6 separate regions of the Mus musculus genome follow, and all the other regions are linked to region 5. Evidence: chromatin loops called from intact Hi-C (ENCODE). Cell type or tissue: heart. All regions are shown on one strand.

What was found. Hi-C counts contacts between places; a loop is a spot of excess contacts. Peaks named below come from ENCODE experiments on the same cell type or tissue, not always from the same donor. Only the 100,000 strongest peaks of a DNase experiment are listed, where the experiment ranks them.
Region 1: a loop joins it to region 5, with 2.9 times the contacts of the local background. A loop is called at or near these places in 9 of 42 quality-filtered maps.
Region 2: a loop joins it to region 5, with 2.5 times the contacts of the local background. A loop is called at or near these places in 3 of 42 quality-filtered maps.
Region 3: a loop joins it to region 5, with 7 times the contacts of the local background. A loop is called at or near these places in 41 of 42 quality-filtered maps.
Region 4: a loop joins it to region 5, with 2.4 times the contacts of the local background. A loop is called at or near these places in 5 of 42 quality-filtered maps.
Region 6: it touches region 5 in a loop (2.0-fold over the local background); 3 of 42 quality-filtered maps call a loop at or near these places.

The regions. Positions count from the first base shown.
Region 1 is chr7:145,112,786-145,116,785 of GRCm38, forward strand. No RefSeq gene overlaps it. Among named protein-coding and RNA genes, the nearest start is that of Gm46023, 46 kb to the left of the region's middle. In heart, a CTCF peak has its summit at 2,090 (motif pointing left); DNase peaks (open chromatin) are centred at 1,536 and 2,086; H3K27ac peaks cover 1,692 bases.
Region 2 is chr7:145,096,996-145,100,995 of GRCm38, forward strand. No RefSeq gene overlaps it. Among named protein-coding and RNA genes, the nearest start is that of Gm46023, 30 kb to the left of the region's middle. In heart, a CTCF peak has its summit at 1,526 (motif pointing left); a DNase peak (open chromatin) is centred at 1,486.
Region 3 is chr7:144,936,107-144,940,106 of GRCm38, forward strand. It overlaps Ccnd1 (cyclin D1), which reads right to left and starts at 3,725. Exons shown (of 5, transcript NM_007631.3): 1 at 3,390-3,725; 2 at 1,781-1,996; 3 at 1,188-1,347. The coding sequence starts at 3,587. In heart, CTCF peaks have their summits at 1,522 and 3,711 (motif pointing left); DNase peaks (open chromatin) are centred at 1,605, 2,235, 3,045, 3,675 and 3 weaker places; H3K4me3 peaks cover 2,724 bases; H3K27ac peaks cover 3,024 bases.
Region 4 is chr7:144,796,975-144,800,974 of GRCm38, forward strand. No RefSeq gene overlaps it. Among named protein-coding and RNA genes, the nearest start is that of Gm34964, 10 kb to the left of the region's middle. In heart, a CTCF peak has its summit at 1,658 (motif pointing right); no DNase peak of the experiment used is centred here; H3K27ac peaks cover 650 bases; H3K27me3 peaks cover 3,602 bases.
Region 5 is chr7:145,241,391-145,245,390 of GRCm38, forward strand. It overlaps a transcript of Tpcn2 not described here. Among named protein-coding and RNA genes, the nearest start is that of Smim38, 35 kb to the left of the region's middle. In heart, no CTCF peak of the experiment used is centred here; DNase peaks (open chromatin) are centred at 752 and 1,941.
Region 6 is chr7:145,136,498-145,140,497 of GRCm38, forward strand. No RefSeq gene overlaps it. Among named protein-coding and RNA genes, the nearest start is that of Gm45181, 28 kb to the right of the region's middle. In heart, CTCF peaks have their summits at 1,536 (motif pointing right) and 2,780; a DNase peak (open chromatin) is centred at 2,775.

The sequences.
Region 1 (4,000 bases), 130 kb before region 5:
AATCTCATGAGGCTGGGACTGTGGGGGTCAGAGGTAGTCATAGCTGGGTCATGTGCCCATGACAATGGCTAGTCCTTATCAAGTACTTGCAGGTTCCACAGTCACGGGTGGCATGCAGCCTCTGCCCAGCTCTGACACTTTCTCCACAGCTCTCCATCTTCTCTTCCCCAGGCTCGCCTGAGGTGCACAGAAGCTGCACCCCAGAGCTTCACTCCCAGACCACGTGCAGTCCCCCAGGGCACCTCTCTGCATGGAGCTCAGTCCATCTTCTCCCTCTCCTCCATCTGAGACAGCTGTCACCTGTTGCTGTTACTGTGTGACCGCTGGCTTTCACACTAACTGGTGGCAGTGCTCAAGGGCTTCCCAGACTAGTGGGAGGAACACAGGCACACACCCAACAGTAGCTCTGTCCATAGCACTGACATGGGGATGTGAGGGAAATAAAGACTCTGGGAAGGTGTCTGCCTGGGGCACCCTGCCTTAGGCTCCAGATGGTAACCGATGAAGGCAGAGATAGTTTGAGCTAGGCAAGCCACCCTGACACCGTACCACAGCCAAGAGGCACACAGCTCAGCTGTTGGTGACTGCCTGTACTCTACCTGGTGTGAGCTGGCCGGCTGCAGGTACAGCACCCATGGGGCCAGGCTATAGAGATATAAGGTTAAGAGCAGTCAAGTGTGAAGGAGAGAGACCCTGTTTGGTTATCTGCTCTCTGCAAAGCCCTCACTTTTGTATGGGGTGGGTTGTGGGGCTTCAGGAAGAAGAAACCATGGGTGGGAAGGACTTCCTGGTGGGCGAGCATTCGTGATTTAATGCAGTTCTTGGTAGAAAGGGCTCCTTTCTGCAACCCTTCCTCTGGGGTTAAGCCAGGCAGAAGTCACAGTCAGGTGTATCAGGAGAGCTGGGAGAACTCAGGTCACAGAGGTTCCATTTATGAGCAATAACTCCCAGTGACCTTAGAACCCTAGAGGTGAGGGGCCATTCATCCATTCACTCACTCAGTCAGTCAGTCAGTCATTCACTCACACTGCACCTTCTGGCTTTAAAACAACCTTAGCCAGTGAGGGAACCTACTTTAGGGCTGCCCATACAGCCTGCGGGGCTACAACTGTTCCCATCACAGATGGTGAAGAGCTGCGGCCCTCAGGTCTCATATGGGTGTGCACGGCAATATGGGAGCTGGGTGGCATAGAAGCTGCAGGCAAAGCGGCGGGATGATGAGGGGGTCCTCCACCCCAGCCTCTTGTTCACCTTCTGGACAGCCATGGAGACAGAAATCTCCATGAGTCCCACTGTGGCCTCAATCAGCAATCTGCCATCCCCATTCCAATCTTATCCCGGGCATCCCCAATCCAACGAGGGCTTGGCAAATACTTTTAATGTGCTCTGCCTGTTGCTAAAAGAGGGAACAGGGCAGGGCTCAGGCAGCCCTACACCCCCAGCTGCTCAGAACATTGTGGTGGCCAGATCAACAGACAAAGGTCAGATCCCAAGGAAACCCCAGGGAAGAAAGGAGAGCAGAAAGCATGTGCAAGAGCCCATCAAGAGCTCTGCGGCTGACACTGTCTGCAACCAGAGGTGGCACTGTAGCCCTGAACCAGCCAATGCTCTGCAGGGACTATAGGCCTCACGGGCCTCATTAGGGCCTGGCTTTGCCCCCAGGGCTGGGAACCCTGGATATGGCAGAGACAATGTCTCACTTCCCCCCTCCAGAAATGTCCTCTGTTGCTGGGTTTTTAGGATAGGAGATGAGTTTCCCATGAGCTGGTCATCTGGGCAGAAACAGTGGGAAGGGAGGATAATGAGGCTCAGGGACCAATCCAAAATGGAGGTAGAGAGATGGACATCCAGAACCTACCCAGTGTCTGGCTGCCACAGGAAGGGTGTGACTCCTTACAGGGAACACTGGGAATGCCTGTGGATGGCTGCTTTGGTACCCTTACCCAGAGAGGTAATGTGGCTCCTGTGTCCTCAGGAAGTATTGTTAGGCCTCCCAGACCCTACTAGACTGCTCCCAGAATTCTTCCTACTACAGGACCCCCCTTTCCTTCCTACTTGCCCATCAGCTCCACCTACTGGTTGCTCAGGGAAGGCCCAAGAGGCTTGTTAAGGGCAGAGCCTGATGTCTCAGTGTGTCCCCATTTTAGAGATGGGAGCAGAGGCTGAGAGAGAAGAGGTCACCTAGCCAGAGGGAGATGCTGGTCTGAGAACTCGGCAGGCTTGCCTCCCATAGCTCTTCTCTCTGTGGGATGGTGCCTCATCCCACCTGCGTCTACTGCACAATCCCAGAGTCCGGCATGTCTCCTGAGACTCAAGCACACTTTGATTAGCCAACTTCATGTCTTTGTGCTGATGTCTGCCTCTGTGACCCCCAACAGCCCAAATGAGTCCTACTGGGAGGGAAGGACATAGAAATCTGAATTTGTCACTTAACAATTCTCTCTTCTGTCTTCTATACTCAAAGTGTGTGCTAGACTAACTATTAACCAGTTGAGGAGTGGGGGTGGTGGTGATGATGGTGGTGGAGAGTGTGGTTATAGTGATAGAGGTGACTGCTATGCTGATGATGGTGATGGTGGTTAGGATGCTGATGATAGTGACGATCGTAATGGTGATGGTTATGGTGATGGTTATGGTGATAGTGGTGATAGTGATATTGGTGATGCTGTTGCTAGTGATGGTGAAGATAATGATGGTGGTGATGGTGTTGCTAGTGATGGTGAAGATAATGATGGTGGTGATGGTGATGATTGTGGTGATGGTAGTGATAATGGTAATGCTGATGACAATATGGTGATAATGACAGAGATGATGGAGATGCTGATAGTGGTAGTTATGATGATGATGGTTATAATGGTGGAAACAACTTGGTCTGAACATGCACCTATAGTGACAGAATTAATTCTGTCTACTCTTACCTCAAGAAGGAAAGTGAGGCCAAGAGAGGTTTAAGTCACCTTACAAGATAGCGGCTAAACCTAGAGGGCAACTGGCTGCGCCATCAGAGCAGCACTGACTCCACTCTGTACCGCTCTCTCAAAGCCTTGCTCACACCTCACACCTCACACCTCAGACCTGCCTGCATTCTTGGCCCCTTGGGGTTGTTTCTTGCTGGTCCTCAGTGTTATGCCTGTTACCCACACAGATTTGACTGTTGCTCTCGAATGTTCTTACATTGCAAAATAAGTCAAAGATGTAAAGTACAGGGCCCGGGTGTGGGTTCTCCCAGGGACTGAGGAGGGACAAGAAATCCCTCTACAGCTCTCCACACCACCTCTCTGATCTTCAGGGTGAGTCCTGGGCCCGCTGAGCAGCCTACCGAGGTGCAACAGACCTATGGTGTGTGCCCCAGGAACCCACCTGCATTCAGGCCTCTCTCTGCTATGCTTGGGCTCTGGATGGCACCTGAGGTGACTTCAGATGTGGGTGAGCACATAAACATGCCTCTGTGTGGATAGATGCCTGTTCTAAATCAGAACAAGGTGGTGTGATGTAAGGAATCTTCACAGAGAGTTACCTGGGTCATAAATGGCTGGGCTCTGCACAAACCTTTACTTGAATGATCTCATTTAGTCACCCAGATGCACTAGCTAGCAGTCTGTGTTATTTATGGGACAAGGCACTGTAGAATGCCAATCACTACCTTACGATCGCAGCTGACAGCTGTAGGAGCTGCAGCTGCTACTACCATTATCACGATCATGACCACCACCACCACCACCACCACCATCATCATCATCACATCACCTTTATCAATATCACCACCATGACTATCATCATCACAATCACTATCATCATCAGTAGCATCAGCATCACCACCACCACCACCACCACCACCACCACCACCACCACCACCACCACCATCAACATTACTGACATCACTACCACCACCAGCAGTAGCATAGTCAGCCTGTATCCTCAAGATTATCAACCATGGGAAAGCAGAACCGTGTTGGTCCCACCCTAGTCAGTCTGATCACCTGTGACTCTGTGGAAATGG
Region 2 (4,000 bases), 140 kb before region 5:
GGTTTTCCCAAGCAATAGTTCCCACCATGGGGACTTTCAATGACAAAACCAATCAGGAAAGTCCCTGGCAAGCCACATGGCTGGCCACCTTAACGAAGCCACCTGCCTTTCCTCAGCTGCCTCCCATCTCCATTTCTTCTTTTTCAAAGATTGTGTGTGTGTGTGTGTGTGTGTGTGTGTGTGTGTGTGTGTGTGTGTGTAGGTATCTTCAGAGTCCAGAAGGAGGCATCAGATCTTCTGCATCAGGAGTTACAGGTGGTTGTGAACCACTGAAGGTCAATGTTGAGAACTGAACTCGGGTCATCTACAAAAGCAGCAAGTAGTTTTACAGCTGGGCCATCCCTCCAGCCTCCTGATTTCTTTAGAAATACATAAAATCTGTGTTGTCACCAATATGGGCCTTGTCACCATCTACCCAGGTGGCTCACAATGTCTCAGAGAGCATGAAAATGCAGAGCTCGTATAATGTCTGTAGTCCTTGCCTCCGTGATAGCCACCCCCCTACACACACACACACACACACACACACACACACACACACACACACACACACAGTGCAGCAAGTCACCTGTGCACAATGTCAAAAATAAGTACAGTGTTTCTTCTCTGATCATTCTCAAATTTGAATGTGTCACAACTCTGAGGTATTCCTGGCACAGTTCTCCTGGGTTGTATCTCATAACAGGAAGTAGGGAATGGCCTACAGATACAGCTTGGGGCACATCAAGCTATGGGCAACACGGAAGCAGCCACCACACTCATCCAGGAAGGTTCTAGAATGTATTGGTGGCCAACAAAGCCCTAAGTTATCATTTCACGGGCAGGAAACAGAAGGCATGCACCTCAAGAAGTCTGAGGAGTAGGTTGCTGGGTCTCTTGGGTTTCTCTCTGACATCAGGATAGCCATCAGGTGACATCTTTCTCCTGCCCCTGCCATCCTGTATTGGTTTAACTAGTTGTGAGATTTTGTAAAATGAAAAGAAGCTATCCTAGCAGGGCTGCTGCTGTGGTGTCCATGGTGGGGGTTGGGTAGCATTGGCTGGAGCTGGGTCAGTCCCAGTCTGTTCCTAGCAAAGAAGATGCAAAGGAGCCATATTTGGGTCTGACTAGACAGGAATCTTTTGTCCCCAAACTGAGAATTTAGCCCTGTCATAAGTTTGTTTTCTTAGGAAGGTTCTGGGGTCTTAGGAGCTGGAGGAGGTCAGCCACTGGGAACTGATGCAAAACACATGGACTCAGCTCACTACCAGAGACTGTCATGTGGCTCCTAAGACTCAGAGCTTCAGGATGGATGTATCCTGTCATCTTCAGGCACAGCTGGATCTAGGTGCTCAAACACAGCCACTGACTTCTCTCTGCAACCATTCCTTGACCGTCTTCGTCCACACTACCTCTGTCTCCACAGCTTCCTTCATTGTTTGTGTCTCTGCTTCTCTTGGTGTCCTCAGTTGCAGACAGGCACCCTTCGGGATAAGAAAGGTGACAGTTGTCACCCTTGTCTCTTGAGCCAAGTGACAGCTCCCCCTGCTGGCTGGGTAGGAAAAGTCACAGGGAGACTCTTGGTCAGCTTGTGTCACATGCCTACCCCACTGTGACTGTGGTCAGAGAAGAGTCCTCACACTGCCAGTCCCTCCAAACCACACTATGAGAACTGAAAAAGGCACACGGTTCTTCAAAGAAGATGTTGTCATGGAGGAAGGTCAGAGCCAGCGCCACCAAAGATCACAGATGCCACGGTGGCCATGGGAAGCAAAGACCTTCAAGTCCTAGATCAATTCCAGAGACTCCAAGTTTCAGTAACTGTGATCCTCGGTGTGTCCAGAAGGGAGAGCACACTCAGATACTGCAGCTTTGGAGAGACGTAGACGAGAGCAAGCAGGTTCCTAGGTAGAGCAGAAAGGGATCATGACTCTGAACCCAACCTCAGGTTGCCTTTCACTACTTCACCCTCATGTCACGTGTGAGGTGTCACTGTGCATATCTGTCTCAGTTACTGACATCTGCCACTGCCACCACCACCACCGATACTGTCATCACCACTACCACCATCAGCAGCATCACCACCAAAACCATCACCATCATCCATACCACTATTAATCACTGCCATTACTACTACCAACAGCACCAGCATCATCACCATCCCCTCATCACTGTCACCATCCAAAGGGCGCTATCACCATACCCGGGACCGCCAACACCTCCTCTGTCAGATCCACCACTACGTTAACTGTCACCACCCATCATCACTGTCATACCGACACAACTCACACACTCCTACTTCTCTCACCATTAAAAATAAGCCTCATATCCACATCAATCAACAGTGCTATTACCATAGCAACAGCAGTCTTTCTGACTGGAAGTTTATTACGGAAGTTCGATGTGCGGGTATGGATGCCACTAAAGAAAGGAGCACCGGGCCACTGCAACCCAAAGCTTCACCTTCCGGTGAAGGTGCAGAGATCTTAGAAGTGAAGAGACTAACCAAGACAATCTGGGGGACTAAAGGACTGGGGTTCCAGACCTGGGCTCAGATCCAGAGCCTGCTGGCTCCTTATCCAGGCTGAGTCACCTGCTTCCCAAGCCTGTCTCCTCCATCCCTAGGAATGACTGTTCTTCCAGCTGCTCAAACACTGGGGAATCGCTGCCCTTCTCTCCTGGTCCCACCACAGCCAAGCCACAAGTCAGCCCCGAGTTCTCTACCTCCCAGTGAGACCGATCTGTGTCTTAAATGGCCTATGAAGCCCTGAGTCCCTGTCCCATATCTGACTGTCATCTCAGACTTCAACTCCCTACTCTGATTCTGTCTGAGGTGCAATAAAGCCTTTTAAAGTGAGTAAGCCCAACTTCGTCCCCGCCTCAGGGCCTCCGTGTCTGTCGTTCTTGTGTGTTCCCCAGACTTTCATGTAGCTGGCTGCCTCTCATTCAGGCTTTACTGTTAACTAAGGCAAAGCCACTCCCCATCTCCTGTAACTGAAGCATCCCAGCCTGGCGGCTCCATCAGACCTGCAAGCAGTGTCCCTTTGAATGCACCGTTGCGTTTCTGTACATTATTCAGCTTTTTAGCTACAGCCCAAGCCCCAGGGGGACATGGACGGTGCCTGGTTCTTAGAGGTGGCCCCAGGACCTCACACAATTTCTGACAGACACACACTTGGAATCATTGATGGGTGACTGACTTCATTTGAGTGGGCCAATACAGTGCCCCAACTCCAGATTCTGAACCTCTTATTTAATGTTCTGGTTAATTACCTGCTGGTCATTCTCTCATCATCTGTCTACTCGTCAGCCATGTGTCCCCTTAGCCTTTTTTGTTCACCATCCTTTGTCCATCCATCCAATAGTTACCCATGCTATCTGTCCCCCATGCATCCACACTCTACCTGGTCCATCTAACTACATATTCGCACACCCCTGAGTCTACCCATTCCCCACCTATATGTGCATCTATCCCTCCATCCAACCAACATCTGGCCGCCCTTCCATCTATCCAATCAACATCTACCCATCCACCCACTCAACCATCCTCCCTTCTATCATTTACCTGTCCAACCAATTAGCATCCACCCATCCATCAATATCCCATCTTCCATTCACCCATTCATTCGTCCATCCAAACAACCAACACATACCTCCTTATTGACTCATCTGTCCACACAGCAAATGTCTACTCATTCACCCACACATCCACCTGACCCCCAGCCTTGTCCTCTCTTTGCCTCATTTCTCCACAGCATGAGTTGGTCCAGGTAGGAACTATGCCACCCCAGTGGGAAGATCAGACCACACCCCAGAAGGCTGTTCTTGCTCTTAAATAGTAGGTCCACACATTCCAGAGCCACTGTGAGAGAGTCAAGATTATGCACCACTCTGAAAAGTAGCTGACATTATATAAAGCTCATGGTGGGGGCGTGAGGGTCCCAGGTGAGGTCTGGTCAGTATGCTAGGGCAAGAGGAAAGAGTGTGATGGAGTTGATGAGAATCTTCCTGGAAGAGGCAA
Region 3 (4,000 bases), 310 kb before region 5:
CTCTGGGAAACTCTGCTGCCTCTCTGAAGGCACTTTCAGCTCCATAAAAGGCTGCCTGGAGCTTCCAAAGGCTCCGCTCTCCTCAGAGAAACCCCAGCCAGCTGCCTCCCTGACTGCCAGCAGGGCCACCCCCACCCCTTAGATCCTTCCAGCCTACTGATGGCCTTGCTACTCCCATCTGCCACCCCCTTGTTTGGTACCCTTGGGGCGGGCTCAGCACTCTCGGCAGGTAGTTGGCAAGCTAGAATTTCCAAATTCTCACACCAGCAGCTTAGAAACACTGGCTATGGGGCTGTCAGACATAAGAAGATGTCACTGAGACAGCGGGGGTGAGGTGGAGGTTGGGGGTGGGGGGAGATACTCTACCGGCCCTTCTGACATCACAGGCCAAACAGCTATAGCAACTGAGGTCTGATCAGGGCCACAGAGGAAGGGGGTCCTCAACAGGTGGGAGAACACCACACCCCCTCAATATTGCTAAGCCTCCTGGGTAGGGTTCTCAGTTAGAGGTGAGGAGCAGCTGTCAGAAGTAGTACTGAAACCACTCAGAAGTAGCAGGGTTGTCTATGTGTGTGGGTTCCTGCATGGCTGTCTACCATGACTTATGTCAGCCTAATCTACCTGGGGTCTGGGGCCAGGGAGGGTCCCTTGGAGGAGTCATAGGGAGGTTCTAGTTTCTCTGTTTCCAGCCAACCCTCCCAGGACTCAGCCAAAAAGTACTGGCCTGCAGTACCCCTGGTGGGGCCTCTAAGTTCCTGCTCTGGGACTGTACTGTATGTAGCTCGTGGGGCTGAGGCTGGACCATTTGTCCCATCCATGTAGGAACCCCTAGCAGGTGGCTCAGCCTGGGAGAAGCTGGTGTGTGTGTGTGTGTGTGCTCTATAGCTCGAGCTCCTTAAGAACAGAGGCAAGGCAGGAAGCCTAGGAAAAGAGGCAAAAACCTCTTCAGAAAGCATGCTGTGGCCGTACCACTTCCTGGCAGTGGAAAGGTTGGCACAGGGAAGCTGTGTCATTCTGTTAGGTCTCCAAGATACTAGCCAAGAGAATGTGCCACCCAGTATCATCTATCTCTCCAACAAACTATCTGCACCCTGGGCTCAGAATAGATAGCAAGGAAAGAGGCCTTAACCCCAGGGGGAGTGGCAAGGAGCCCGCTCTTCCTGGGAAGAATGGGGGTGGAGCCTTACCTGTGGCACAGAGGGCCACAAAGGTCTGTGCATGCTTGCGGATGGTCTGCTTGTTCTCATCCGCCTCTGGCATTTTGGAGAGGAAGTGTTCGATGAAATCGTGGGGAGTCATGGCGGCCAGGTTCCACTTGAGCTTGTTCACCAGAAGCAGTTCCATTTGCTGCAGAGAATGAGGAACACGGTCAAAAGGAAGGCAGGCTGATTCGAGAAGGTCTAAAGAGTTGGGTCAACCCGGGACCCCATACAGGTAAACAACAAAATGTGCCTGTAGAAATACTAAGGGGACAGACTGCGGACAAAAAGAATCTCCCACCGCCAGCGCCGTGGCCTGCACGTCGCTAGGGGGCGCACACCGCCCACATTTCAGAGTGGTTTCACCACAGACATGGTGGGGAGTCCAGTACGGAAAGAGGGCGGGCACAGAGGTAGAATGGGTTGGCATTCTGCTCACTGCCATTTCGGTGTCGTGCGGTGCGGTGCGGGTGCCTTTCGTGGGGCAGGAGATCTGTCCATGGATGGCTGGATCTCCTGCCATTTGCAGCTCCCACCACCCAGCATAAAGAGGGATTGTCGGTGGTGGGTTACGTGGTTACCAGCAGCTCCTCGGGCCGGATAGAGTTGTCAGTGTAGATGCACAACTTCTCGGCAGTCAAGGGAATGGTCTCCTTCATCTTAGAGGCCACGAACATGCAGGTGGCCCCCAGCAGCTGCAGGCGGCTCTTCTTCAAGGGCTCCAGGGACAGGAAGCGGTCCAGGTAGTTCATGGCCAGCGGGAAGACCTCCTCTTCGCACTTCTGCTCCTCACAGACCTGCGGGGATCCGGACCCTGACCGTCAACGTGGGAGGGGGGCGTCGCTCGATACGACCCCATTCCCTTCTCCTAGATTGCACAGAGAGGGATTCCGGTGGCCAACTCCCTGGGATGCGCTCCTGCTCCGAGGGTTCCCAGTGCCCACCCACCCTGAAACTGAAAGGGAAAGTCTTTGGGCAGCTGGCGGGGCCGGTCGAAGCAATGGTGGCCACGGAGACCCCGGTCCCCTGTTGAAATTAGGAAGCCACAAGCCAGAGAACCCCACCGCGGGGCTGGCGGGGCGCCGGGGGCTGGGCGCCGCTCGAGCGCACGCGAGACACAATGGTGGCGTCCCAGGCCGCCGCGCTGCATTTCCCAGACGTCATCTTTTCAAAAAATATTTAAAAATATTTAAAAAATAACTAGGTGCCTAAAAACGACCTGAAAATAACCATCGGACGACCCTTGATCCAAGCCGAGGGTCAGGAGCTCAGTGGACATCGGGGGGTGAGCTCCAGCAACTCAAACTCCGGGGGCCCCCCTTTTGCAGGGTGCGGGCGCTGTTTGCCTCTACAAGGGCATTATGCCTCACTTTAAAAATTATTTTAAAATATTTTGGGACCCCTGAGTCTCCTGCTGAACATCTGAAAATGTGCTTTTGTCCCCCTCCGCCCCCAGTTTGACCTAGACAGGTTCCTCCAAATCCAGAACCGCACGCACAACAGTCAGTCTCATTGACTAGGGGGCCACGCGACCTTGCAGCCTGGCGTTTTCTCTGGGCCAGGCAGCGTGTGCGGGGTACCCAGGTCCGCTGTTTGAACAAAGAATCCCCCACCCCAAATATTCCTCACACTGTCTTATTTAGTGATTCCCGGCCGCCACGAGGCCCCTCGTGCCTGTCCCAGCGCCCCTACTGCCGCTCCCTGCCCTGCCCCCAATTATTAATAAACACTTTTTGCTTTGCAATAAAGGAGCAAAGATGGCGCATAATATTGGCACGAGCGGCCCTTGCATACGTGTCCATGGATATTAATTTAAAAATCAAATTTATGCCCCCTCCCCCCTTGAGCTGGCGAAACGCGCAGGGGCGGCCCCCGCCGAGGCGCTGCAGGAATGGGGCACAAGCGGGGGCCACAGAAGCTCAGCCTGCACCCTCTGTGGTGTCGCTGACACCGTCCTCCCTCGAAGGCACCCCTCCCCGACTGCCCTCCACCAGGAAAAGGAATTCCCATCTTCCCAACTCCCAAACCTTCCTCGTTCAAAAGGACCCAATCTATTTATTTTGTGAATACCGAGTCCTAGCAACGCACCCGGAAAACTCCGTGACGGAAGGGAAGAGAAGGGAGGAAGATGTTGGTGATAGCAACAAGTTGCCAGGGGGTCCCAAGCTAGCAGCCTGTAAAGTCTCTTACCTCCAGCATCCAGGTGGCCACGATTTTCCGCATGGATGGCACAATCTCCTTCTGCACGCACTTGAAGTAAGATACGGAGGGCGCACAGGTCTCCTCCGTCTTGAGCATGGCTCGCAGCACCCGGTCGTTGAGGAGATTGGTGTCAGGGTACGCGCGGCGGATGGTCTCCACTTCGCAGCACAGGAGCTGGTGTTCCATGGCGCGGCCGTCTGGGGAGGGCTGTGGTCTCGGTTGGGCTCCGGTGGCGGCTGCTGACGCGCGCTGCCTCGCGCTGTACTGCCGGTCTCCGGAGCGCGCGGAGTCTGTAGCTCTCTGCTACTGCGCCGACAGCCCTCTGGAGGCTGCAGGACTTTGCAACTTCAACAAAACTCCCCTGTAGTCCGTGTGACGTTACTGTTGTTAAGCAGAGATCAAAGCCGGGCAGAGAAAAGGGGGAGGGGGAGGGCCGAGGCGGGTGCAGGGGGAGGGGGCTCGGGAGCAGTGAGGGGGGGGGGCGGCGGGGGGGGGGCAAGCCCAAACCCTTCCCCCTCAGCCTTCGTAGATATGCAAATCGCTCGGACTGCTTCTCTCCAAACTGGGAAAGAGCGGGGCAAGGGGGAGGGGGGCTTCTT
Region 4 (4,000 bases), 440 kb before region 5:
TGGAGCTGAGCTCAAGCACTACCAGACTCGGGACAGGAACGTAGCCAGTGGCAGAAGGCACCAGTCACGCTCAGGATGGACCTCAGACACCCTTCAGAATAGGGTACTACCCTCATAGATGGGGTACAGCTGGTGCCTATCAAGGGAGGGTAAAGGACATCATGGTCCTGTCAGGCAGGAATCAGGCCTAGAGAGTCCCGCTGGCCTTGGCTATGGACTTCCATCACAGATGGCCCAGAACCTACCCGTTGGCCCAGCTCTCTCAGATTTCCCTGTAGGAAAGTGCCTGTGGTTTCCTCTCTGAGACCTTTTATTTATTCACAACACAGTACCAAAGAGTCTGGCAGGCATGTTGTAGGCCTGGAAGCCCTGCATCATCGTTCTCTCTCCCTCCCTGGCCCCCCAGCCTCAAAAAGGGACTTTTCATTCCAGCTCTGTCTCACATTAGAGTTGATTGGCAATTAGCAGATGTCGTGACCCTCCTCTGGGAGCCAGTGCACTAGCTTCAGACATCAGGTTCCCACCAAGCTCTGCCTGTTCTGAAGCTTCCTTCCAGGGGTACTCCAGGGAAATTAACATCAGCGTTCCAGGAAGGAGGGGAAAGCCCTTCAGAGCCTGAGAATGTCACCTTCTCCCTGGGAGGGAATTCAGCCGCCGCGTCTATCAACACGGAAAGATTAATTGGTGCCGAGTAAATTATCAAAATGCGTGAAGCAGGGCTGCCCGTGGCCATCACAGCACCACGCCCCAGATCCACGAGGGGCTGGGAATAGCCAGCTGCAGATTATTTTTCCCTCGGTAGGAGACCTCTTGGTCCACAAGGCCCAAGTTCAAGTCCAGGATGGGGCTGGTCTTAGACGGCACAAAGCCCACATTGTAGATGAGTCTCCGAGGGCTCAGCACCTAGCAGGGCCTTCTTGTAGGTTCATTTCCTTATTCCTACAGTTCTGCATTTGTCCCCACTAAAGCACAGGTGAACTGACAGGATCCAGTCTGTCTCAAAGCCCTCTCAAATAGGCAACAGATCTGAGCTAAAGGCAGGAGGCGCTCCAGGCCTCATGTGCTCCTTTAAAGTGTCTTAGTACCTGAGCAGCTCTGAGCCTTGTTCCTACAGGCTGCAACTAGAGACAGGGTAGGAAAGAGTCCCTGCTTCAAAACAGAGGATCCTATGAAGCAGGATGTAGCCAGGACTGCATGGGGTGCTACCCCGTCTTTTGAAGATGCAGATACCCCCATCCCCTGGGAGATTGTTAAGACACAGAAATAACAAGCAGGGTTCAGAGTCAGGTGTTGGGCCTGGTGGCCCTAGTGATTGATAGGTAGCTCTGGTTTGGGACCTGCCATGGGAGACAGTCCTAGCTATTTGTGACACATACAGAGTGGGACATATTAAGAAACTTTGTGGTGGCCCCATTTCACAAGTGGAGAGAGTCAGAGCTATAAGGGGGCTCTCAGTTCTTCCCAGAGAGCCCAACACCTGGGAAGTCTCAGCAACCTGGGTCAGTGGGCTGGGGAGAGCCCCCTGGACATCTCTTGCACTCCGAGATACAAGGTTAAACAAGTGACTGCCCTGGGGCTTCTGCTGTGGGTCATGTAACAGTGGTGAGGGCAGACTTGGGGCAAACCCTCCAGAAGGAAGAGCAGCCAGGCCCCACTGCTACCACAAGATGGCACTGCTTTGTGAGATTTTTATTTTCCTTAGCATCCTGATTGGAGATGCCTGGGTGCACATGGGCATGCTCCTAGAATGCCCCTCCTGCTGCTTCTCTCTCTCTCTCTCTCTCTCTCTCTCTCTCTGTGTGTGTGTGTGTGTGTGTGTGTGTCCTGTGTCTGCAATCTGCATCCTTGATATGAGTCTGTGGCTGTGGTGTCTCTGCAGGACCACAAAAATCCCCCAACTCTAGAAAGACTGTCATCAATACCAGAGTCTGTTCTATGGTCTCCTTCAGACTCTACAGCCCCATGCTGACCTAGCAGCTGCCCTACGAGGCCACACAAAAGTTTTCTGCATGTTCTCTGGACAGCTGCACCACTCCACACTGAGCTCCTGTGGTCACATCTGGGTAGAGTGACCCAGACATAAGCACAGGGCATGGCCTATGATAGGGAGCCCCAAACAGTTCTCTGAAAATTTGTTTACTCCTTCAGCCAGTCTCTGAGGTAGGATCAATAGCCATCCTTGCTTATGATGTAGAAAGTAAGAGTACTCAAAAGCTGAAGCAGAAGAATTGCCTCAAGTTCCAGACCAGCCTAGCTGAAGTGTGAGACCCCAGCTCACAAAACAGCAAGAAGCAGAGGAAGAGGAAGAGGAGGAGAAGGAGGAAGAGGAGGTGAAGGAGGAAGGAGAGAAGGAGGAGAAAGTGAAAGAGAAAGATGAGACTAGGAAAAGAGGAGGAAGGAGACAAAGAAGGGGAGAAGGAAGAGGAGAAAAAAGAGGAGAGGAGAAGAGGGAGGAGAGGAGAAAGAGGAGGAGGAGAGGAAGAAGGTAATAGCTAAGGCATGAAGAGATTTAGTGTCACCAACTAGGTGACAAGTGGCAGAGGCAGCCCCCTGGCCAGCATCTGGTTGGTAGTCAGAGATAAGAGGGTACGTGATGCCCCTGGACTGTGTTGTCACTGTAGGGAGACAAATCCTCAACCCAGCATTAGCAGCGTGACTGTCCCTTTCAAAAGCCCCTGTCTCCCCATTTCCAGGAAGCCACTCTGACCTCTAAGCTCTGCAGCCATAGGTTGGCGTTCTGACCTGGTGGGCTTGGGTTGGTTTTGACCTGGTGGGCTTGGGACATATGCACTGTTTACAAGCCTGTGGGTGCTAGAGCCAAGGCTTTGAGAGCTAAAGGGACTGTCAGGAGTGCTGGACGTAGGATGTAGCTACAGGTTTGCAAAAAAATCACCTCTCTGTCCAGGGCCTCAAGGCTATAAAGTTCAACACCTTCTTGACACGTGCTTGGGATTGACCCACTGGCATAGTCTGGCCACCACCTCAGAGATGACAGTACAGTCACTCTCCAAATGTAAACACATACCAAGCCTGTGTATCAGTGAATTAAGGAGCTAGAGTCCCTTGCCTTGGGAAGTGAGGGGTTCTAATGAAGGTTGCAAGCCTGTCCACCCAGGGCCCTGCTAAAGAAGGAATGGTCCCCAGCCTGTTTTGTCCCCTCTGTGGCTTCTTAGTTCTGGACACTGAGCCAGTCTGGGCAGCAGGCAATTCACACTGTGAATTTCTGTGGAAAGCATTTTAGGGGTTCTGAAAGCCCTGTACATTCTGTGTTAAGGACAGAGGGCCTCCTGCATGCCCTGTGCTGCTGAGAACCTGCCAGCCTGGCCTGAGGATGGGTTCTAACCATCACAGTGAGCAGATGTTCCTGGGCCCCAGCTCCGCCATGGATCTGGTGTATTTCCCTTCCCTCTAAGAGGCCACCAGTGGCCCCAAATGCCTTGCATGTCCTGAGTGGCCCTGAGTGTCACCAGCCCACCATCTGTTCTTTTTCCAACAGGCCTGTCCTTGGTGAGGTCCAGCTGGGACCTCCAGCAGGACCCTCCTTGGCAGGGCCATAGGTGGCTACTCCAAGCCTAACGCCCTGTCCCCTGCCTCAGCTCTAGCAAGCATTCATTAAGAACCCTATCTCATCCAGAGCTCAGGTTCCAGCTGAGACCCAGGCTCTGTGCTCTGAATTATCAATAAAAACCATGATCGCTGCAGCCCCTGCTGTATACAGAGCATGAACTGGGGCTTCTGGGACGATGGTGTGGTGGCCCTGTTACTACCACAGGAGGGGTGGCAGAGAATGCTGATGGCCATGGGGGCTAAGCTTGGCTTATGCTTTGTAAAAGAAGGCCAGGAAAAGAGGGAGGAGAGAGGGAGGAGGGAGGAAAAGAAGAAGGGGAAAAGGAAAGGGGAGGAAGGTACATCCCTATAGGGGTTGGTCCCTCCCCAAACTGGTCATTACCCAGCCTTTCCTTGTCCCCACCCTCCAGATCTCTCCCTTGGGTCTTCTCTT
Region 5 (4,000 bases):
TTCAGCAGCAGCCTGACTCGATTCAAACTCGCCGAGGAGACACACCTATCCGTATATCTGTGAAGGGGCTTTCAGAGAGGTTTAACTGAGGGGGACCCACCCTGAATGTGGGTGGCACCATTGCATGACTGAGGGTCCTGGAGTGAATAAAAAGAAGAAAATTAACTGAACACCATCACTCCCCTCTCTGCTTCCTCACGGGGTGGGAGGAGAGCTGGCAGGGTGGGGTGGGGGTGACAACGACTGTATCCCTTCAAACTGTGTGCCACAGTGATGTCCTCCTCCCTTAAGTCACTTTTGTCAGGTCACAGCAACAACGTAAGTGACAACAGCAACCCCAAAAGCTAGGGAGAATCTTCCCTGCACCTTCAAAGGCTACGGACACCAGCCCACCTTGACCTTGGACTCAGAATGGGAAGGTGGGTTTTTTTTTGCAGTGAAAAGCCATGCAGCAAGCTTGGCTTCAAAGCCAAGGCTACTCCAGGAGGTCAGGACTACACCCATCACCCTGAGTTTGGGCAGATCAATTGCTCTCAACATGTGGAATCCATCCCTGTCACTTTACTGAGAACTTAGGCATGAGAGGAAACAAAATAGAAGCCAGTAGTCCACCTCAGTGTATTCAGAGGAGGGCTTTTGTCTCCTACCCCGTGGCAATTTTACCACCCGGACTCCTGCCTGGCCTGGAGTTCCCCTCCATTGGCCACCAGCCACCACCACTGGCTGGAGCAGAGATCACCGCCCTGCATGCTGTGGTCACGAGGAGTCCCTGCCCTTTAGTTATGTGGTAGTTTATGTGCCAGGGGAAAGCAAGGCCAACCAGTCCCTGGTGCCCCCAAACACATTCTTGGCATCTCACAAAAATGCTGAAGGTACCTGATTAGAGAAATGCTTTGGGCTCTATGGGCCATGAACTCTGAGCCCTAGGGAGGCAGTGACTTCACACCTCCCCCTCGCCCACCCCGTCCCTGCCAAGTCTGAGCTGCCTACCACATCAGTGACACCATCGCGGTTTCTCTGTCCACGCACATGGCCAGTGTTTCTGTTTTCTTGAGGCATCAGCTTTGATACACACAGAAAAGGGCGGGGGATGTTAATGTGGGGAAGGTATCTATTAAGGTCTGAGCTCCAGTTCCTTCCTGTCAAACGGAAATAAGGATAATCATGTGTGCACATTAAACTGCACATGTCAGAGTCCCCATGGTGGTCACTGTCACCCCAGAGTCTGTTCCAACACTGGCCCAGCCCAAGGTCAACCATTTCCCCATTCAGGGTTCAGTGCCTTCTACACTTTCCAATGTCCATAGAGGACAGAGGATATGTCAGAACATGGCCAGATTTGCATCCCAAACTGGACCCCTTCGGCAGCTCACAGTGGAAACCATGTGGTTGACCCAGAAGTGGACACCCACACATTTCTCCACCTATCAGTCTGCCCATCAGATACCTCCTGGGCATCTTTCTATATACCAGTTCCTCCCTGAGCACCTGGGACTTGGCCAAAAGTAAACTACATCTCTATCCTGGTGAGGTTCACATTCTAGCCAGAGAAAGCCCATGATAGGGGACCCCTAAATACACACCACATCAGACAAGAGGAACACCAAGGGACAAGCCAGGCCGGGAGAGGAGACAGTCCTGGAGACACACTCCTGCCCTACAGTCTTCTGGGGTCCCTTAGGCCAGAAGATCTACACATACATTCAGATGGGCAAGGGGGGACAGTAGAGAGGACAATACACGTGGGCCTTGCAGTCAAGGAAAGCTGCCCAGCCGCGAAGGAAGCCTTTATGAAAATAGGAAGGAAAGATCATTTAGGTAACCACCAGTCTAGCCTTAGAGTGGGGAGGTGAGCGGACTGGGACAGGATCCACCCACTGCCGCTGGAGCTCTGCTGTCCTCTGCTGGACAGATCAGGGATTTCAGGTACCCTAGTCTGGGACTCCTATCTCCTGGATAATCTGCGCCTGCCCCAGGCCCTCACCTGTATGCAAAACACCTCTGGGTGCCAGTTCATACTACCAGCTGGACCCTATGAAGGGCACACATCCCGTTACCCAAGCCAATTCTGGGTGCCCTATGGGTTTACAAGGTGCCAGTGACACCAGCCCACAGCAGGCTCTACTGGGGCCTCAGACATCAATGGCATCTGGGTCTGCATACAGGTGCCAGCTGTCCCAGTGCACACCTCACCTGGGGGAGGGACACTGCTTAAAATGCTCATTGAGACAGGTGAACACAGGACGGAGCACCTTTGTATAGATGCAGAGGTGAAGGGGGTGCTGTCAAGGAGCCCCCAAACTGTGTGCCAAGTAGAGAGCCCGTGAGAAATGCAGCCCCTTCCTTGCTGCCCTGTCACACCAGGCTTCTGTCAGCCATTTTTCAGTGATGCTACATACCATCCAAAGCCTTTCTTAGGAGCTGTGCTCTCCAGAGTGCCTACAGGTCCAGGGTTCAGTGAGGTCAATCCTAAATTATACACAAGGAAACAGAAGCAGTGGGAGAGGGGCCCAGAATAGTGCCCTGGCCTGGAGAAATCCCCAGATATTATCTCCTAAGAATCACCATTAAGTAGGTTGATCTATCTATCATCTATCTATCTATCTATCTATCTATCTATCTATCTATCTATCTATCTATCTACCTACCTACCTACCTACCTATCTACCTATCTATCTATCTATCATCTATCTAAGGTCCACAGATCCCAGAGGGGCTGATCAACCCACAATGTCTAGAACAATCCCCATCTAAGCAGGCAGCGGTGAGTACCAGCCAGCATGTGCCTGCTTGTGGACCCCTCCAGCTCAGGACAGTGTGTTTTCACCAGAGGACAGCACTCTGTCCCACTGGTAGCCCTAGCCCAGCTCAAATATCTTCCAATGCTATCACTTCAGAACAAAGTGACAAGCCAACATGGACAGAACCTGCTTCCCTAGATCACTACATAGAAACAGAAACTGTCTCTTAAGCCACTCTGTCCCTACTGACTTCCAGTCCCACCTCAGGAGTCTGGTGGCCTAGGGTCCATCATCAGCATGAGTGCTGGTAAGAAGCACCCACAGAGGACTGAGCTGCCTCAAGCCTCTATGACAGGTCACCACCGACTGGGGTACACAGACCAGACTGTCTCCCTTCACAGTTTGCAAAGCCAGGCATCCAAGTTTGCTGACATCTGGGCCCCACCCCTCCAAAGGGCCCAGGGAGGAGCCTTCCTTAGCTCTAGCTTCCTGATTCCCAGGCCTCCCTCAAGACATACCTGTATCACTCGATGTCCACCTCCATCACCACAGGGCTCTTCTGTCTCCCCTCACACAGACACCAGTCATTCTGTGAGGCTGACCCTTTACCCACTGTGACTCCACCTCAAGATCTCTAGAGACTTCTGCAGATTCTATCCCCAGGCAAAGTCACACAGTGCTTAGGGACTAGGACTCAGAGACACCTTTGGAGGTCAGTGGGGGTGGAGAAGGAGAGGCATGACCATTCTCAGAGTGCATCCCCAGACCTGTACATCACAGGAAGCAGTTTAGCACAGAGACTCCCCACCCAGCCAGAAATTGAGGGTGGGGACCAGCAATTGGTTGACAAGTTCTGATGGATATTAAAGCCTAGGGACCAGGACAGCTCTCATGTTCCCAGCTGCTGCAGAGAGCCTGGTAGTGGGAAGGTTGTCTTGTGCCATGGGTTTCTTCCCTGGGGTTGAAGTACCTGGGACAGGTGACATGCATAACCACGCCTGCCACACCCAACCCTGTTAGGAGAAGCAGCTGCCCAGGGGGCGTCTAAAAGTTAAGAGTGTGGGGCTCATGGGGCAACTGGATCACTTCATGCCCACAATCAAGCAAGTGGGCTAAGCCCTAGCTAAGCTAAGAGCCAAACAGAAGCTTTTCCAACACCACAGGCCAGCAGACAGACTAGAACCCCACTGCAACAGTCATGGAGGGTCCCTAGGGGCCAGGAATCCTGGACAAGAACCAAATGGTATCACCAACATCCC
Region 6 (4,000 bases), 100 kb before region 5:
TCAGTCTGGATGATGGTGGCCCTGCTATCTTCCTGTCTTGATGAAGAAAATGAGGGCCTTCCCAAGGAGAGGACAGGCTTTCCAGGAAGAGGGAAGAGTTGCAGGTTGGGCCACCTCAGAGGTATCGGAGTATCTGCTCTCACTGGTGAGCGCCAGGCTGGTAACCCTCCCCAGGCAGCAAAGAGGGTCAGAGGCTGCAAGACTGACTTGCTCCATAGCTGGTGCTGAACACTTGACTGAGCTCCGTTTCCTTTCCTGAGGTCCATGGTCCCTTTGCAGGTGAAAAAGACAGACCCAAGGGATTTTTGTGATACTGCAGTCAGACTTGACAAAAGTCCTGCAAATCACACCAGGTACTGCCTTTGAACTTGCCATAACCTGGACCTAAGATGGCTTTGTCCCCAATCCTCCAGTCAGTGTCCTATATAGGCATTCAACAGGTGCCTATACAAGTAGGTGCAAGGACACTTGTGTTCCCACCACCTGCCTACTCCCCAATGTCCCCAGCGTTCACCTTTGACTTTTCACCTTTGACCTTTGCATGGAGTCCTCATTCCTCAGCACTCTGACCAAATATCCAGCAGGAACCAGGAAGAGAGGAAGGGCCTGTCTGGGGACATAATCTTAGAGGGTTCAGTTCCTGGTGGCTTGGTCCTGTGCACTTGAACAGAACATCGGAGCAGCAAAAGCATGCAGGGAGAGCGCTGTTCGTGGGATGGTTTACAGGAAGCAAAGCAACAGACAGCAAGTTGCCAGGAGCATGAGCTCCCACAGACTCCTCCCCAGGGGTTGACTTCACCGGATGTCCCACCCTCTAAAGTTTGCACAACCTCAACCGGCACTAAGCCCGCAGCACATGAACTCATGAAGCGCATTTCATATTCAAACTGTAACATTCTGCCCCTTGCTCCTCATCCATGGCCGTTTTACAAAATAAGTGTAGCCCCAAGAGCCCCTATAATGACCCAAAATTAACCTCTAAGCTCCACCGGCTCAGGGACCAGGTAACTTTCTGGAATACTGGGAGTTGTAGTTCTTGAAAAAAATAACAAAGCCTCGTTGGAAAGAACAGTGGCCTATAGGTTTGTCCTTATAAACCCCTGTAACACATGGTTCGGGGCTATTCTCTACTGGGAAATTCCAGGGAGTAGTCCTGAGCAAAGTCCATCTGTTGGTCAGGATTTAATATGTAATAAAGTTTGCTTCAAATTTGGCCCAAAGAGGCAGGCAGATTGCTGGTCTATAGAGTGAGTTCCAGAACAGTCGGGCTATACAGAAAAACCCTGTCTTGAAAAACAAAAATCAAACAAAACAAAAACAAACAAACAAACAAGAGAAGAAATTTGGCCCCAAATGGTAGAATTGGTTTTCTTCGAGAAAATCTCAGGATTAACATCTCATAGTCTTAACATTTCCAACAGTATTCAAGACCAATCCCTCCCATTTATTTATATTAGCTAGAACTTTCTATTTAAGAAAAAATATTTCTTTTGTTTTTGTGTATGTGTGTGAGTGTATATGCTTGTGTGTGTGCAGGTACCCACAGAGGCCACAAGAGGGAGTCAGACCCCAGAGCTGGTGTTACCTGCATTTATGATCATTCTGGTGCTGTGGTCCAACCAAAGGTCCTCATGTCAGAGCAGTAAGCACTCTTGATGGCTGAGTCATCTCTCTAGCCCACAACATTGTTAACAAACAAACAAAATGTCCCAACAAGTTCTAAATCTCTAAGACTGAAGGCAGCTCTCAGCTGTGAACCCCAGTAAAAAATTTAAAAAGCAAGTTAACCTACAACCAATATACAGTGATAGACATTTCTATTCTAAAGGGCAAGGTAAAGGAGGATTGCTAATCCCACCAGTCAAGAATAAGACCACTACTGTAATTATGAGCCAAATTTGAAGCAAGCTTTAATTAAATATTAGCCAGGACTCTGGCCAGGTCATTCCTGGGTTCCCAGAAAATGGTGACCCCATAAAGTCACAGTATTTTTCAAGTCCAATCAGGGGAAGGCATACATCCTGGCATCTTTCCTGCCTATGTATCTCCAGCCTACATGTGATCAAGTATATCCAGTGCAGTTGGGTCAAACAAATTTGGGGGCGGGGGATGGAAACACATGGCGTGTTATATTCCATAAACATTAGCCTCCAGCATTTCAGGAGATATCTGTCCTTGGGTAGGGGAGTGGGGCTTACAAGTTAGAGGCATTTTTGTTCCATGGATCTCTTAAGCACAGTAGTTAAAAATTAGAACATAACTTTGGCTCTCACAGGATCACCACAGCAGACAATGAGTGGGAGAGGTAGGCCTCTCTGGGAATACGATGCCTTAGTAAACTCCAGTGGGTCTGGAAGCTCACTGCTACCATCTTGCTATTTACGAACCCTGCAGCCTCACTCTTGGACCAGCTCTACCTACTGACTGCTGTTTCCCTTGCGGGCCAGATGTTCTGTATTCCTGGGGTCTCTGTCATAGCTTAGGCTCCATCATATAGCTCCATATACACTCTTTCAGGGAGAAGGGACCTGCTCGCAGGGATTCTGGCCCCGCCACTCCCAAGTCTTCCTTTGAAACTTGGGTACAACCCCCCATTCTCCCTTCACCCTTGCTTTCTGCAAAACCAGTGTGATGAGAACAATGTCAAGGTCACCACCAGTATAGTAGCAGCCAGACCTCTGTAGACCACAAGTGCAGCAGCCTCCTAGTGCCTGTGTCTCTGAGCACAGTGAAATGAATCATGGGCAAACAACTTTCCAGGCAGCTGTGTGTGAGCAAGGTGCCTCCTGGGTGCACTCTTCTCAAGGAAAAGCCTGGGATGGGTGGGGTCCAGCTAATTCCTGAGACGCCCTTAAGACATCTTTGCTATTGTCCTGATTCAAAGTACTTGACTTCTTTTTAAAGATGCTAATCTCTTTAACAACCACACCCTACTTGTATAAAACTTTGAATGCTCTCATTTTCTGGCCAAACTCTACAGTTTTTAAACCTGCCCTTCTTTCCAACTCTCATTGCGCTCTCTTTGCTCTCTCTCTCTCTCTCTCTCTCTCTCTCTCTCTCTCTCTCTCTCTCTCTCTCTCTCTCTCTCTCTTCAGTGTAAAGCTGGCTAAACACAGTATGCAATGTCCATGCCACAGCCACACACCACACTGCCTTAAAAAGTCCTTCCTCTGAGCTAGTGTTTAAAATTCAACCTCACTCAAAATGTCACGTTTCAGTGAGGAATAATTCCTCCACATTATGTGAAGGGCCACTTGTCCAATCCCAGGGACTCCTGTTCCCATCTGAAACCTCATGAGTCTCAGCTCTCTCCATTCCTGTCAGCATCTGATCTTCTGAGCTTTCGCAAGATCGTTGCAGTACTCTGGGCTTCCTCTAATCAGCAGCTCTAACCTCTTTTAGATTGATTTAGCAAATTGGTTGCAAAGGCTGATACACAACATGGCCAGGTTTGGTTACAGCATCTGCATTACTTCTCAGCATCAGTTCTTTACACTGGTTATTTTGGGTAGCTTTGACCAAATTGTCCGAGAGCACAGCTTGCAGGGGATGGGAACAATATGTTTTGGCTCATGGTTTCAGGGGGCTCTATTCTATGCATGACTGCTTAGTCTGTGTACTTGGACAGAACATTATGGTAGTAAAAACAAGTGATGGGGAGGCAGTTTGCATCATGGTGGACAGAAAACACAGTGAGAGACAAGAAAGGGCCATGAATCAGATCTCCCAAGGACCCAACTCCTGTGATCTACTTCCTCTAGGTAGATCCCATCTTCCAAAATTTTAGAACCTCTTGAAATAGCACTACCAAGACAAGAGCCCAAGTTCAAAACCAGGACACTATAGACATATGTAGTTGATATAGCCAGGAGGCTTAACAGAAGTCGTGAGTCTCACCAGGGTGCTGCAGGGATGGAGCCTCCTGAGGTAGGTATTCATCACTTGTCTAGAGCACTTTCTCTCTGTGCCCTCTTATGGTTGTCTTCTGAACGCACCCAGG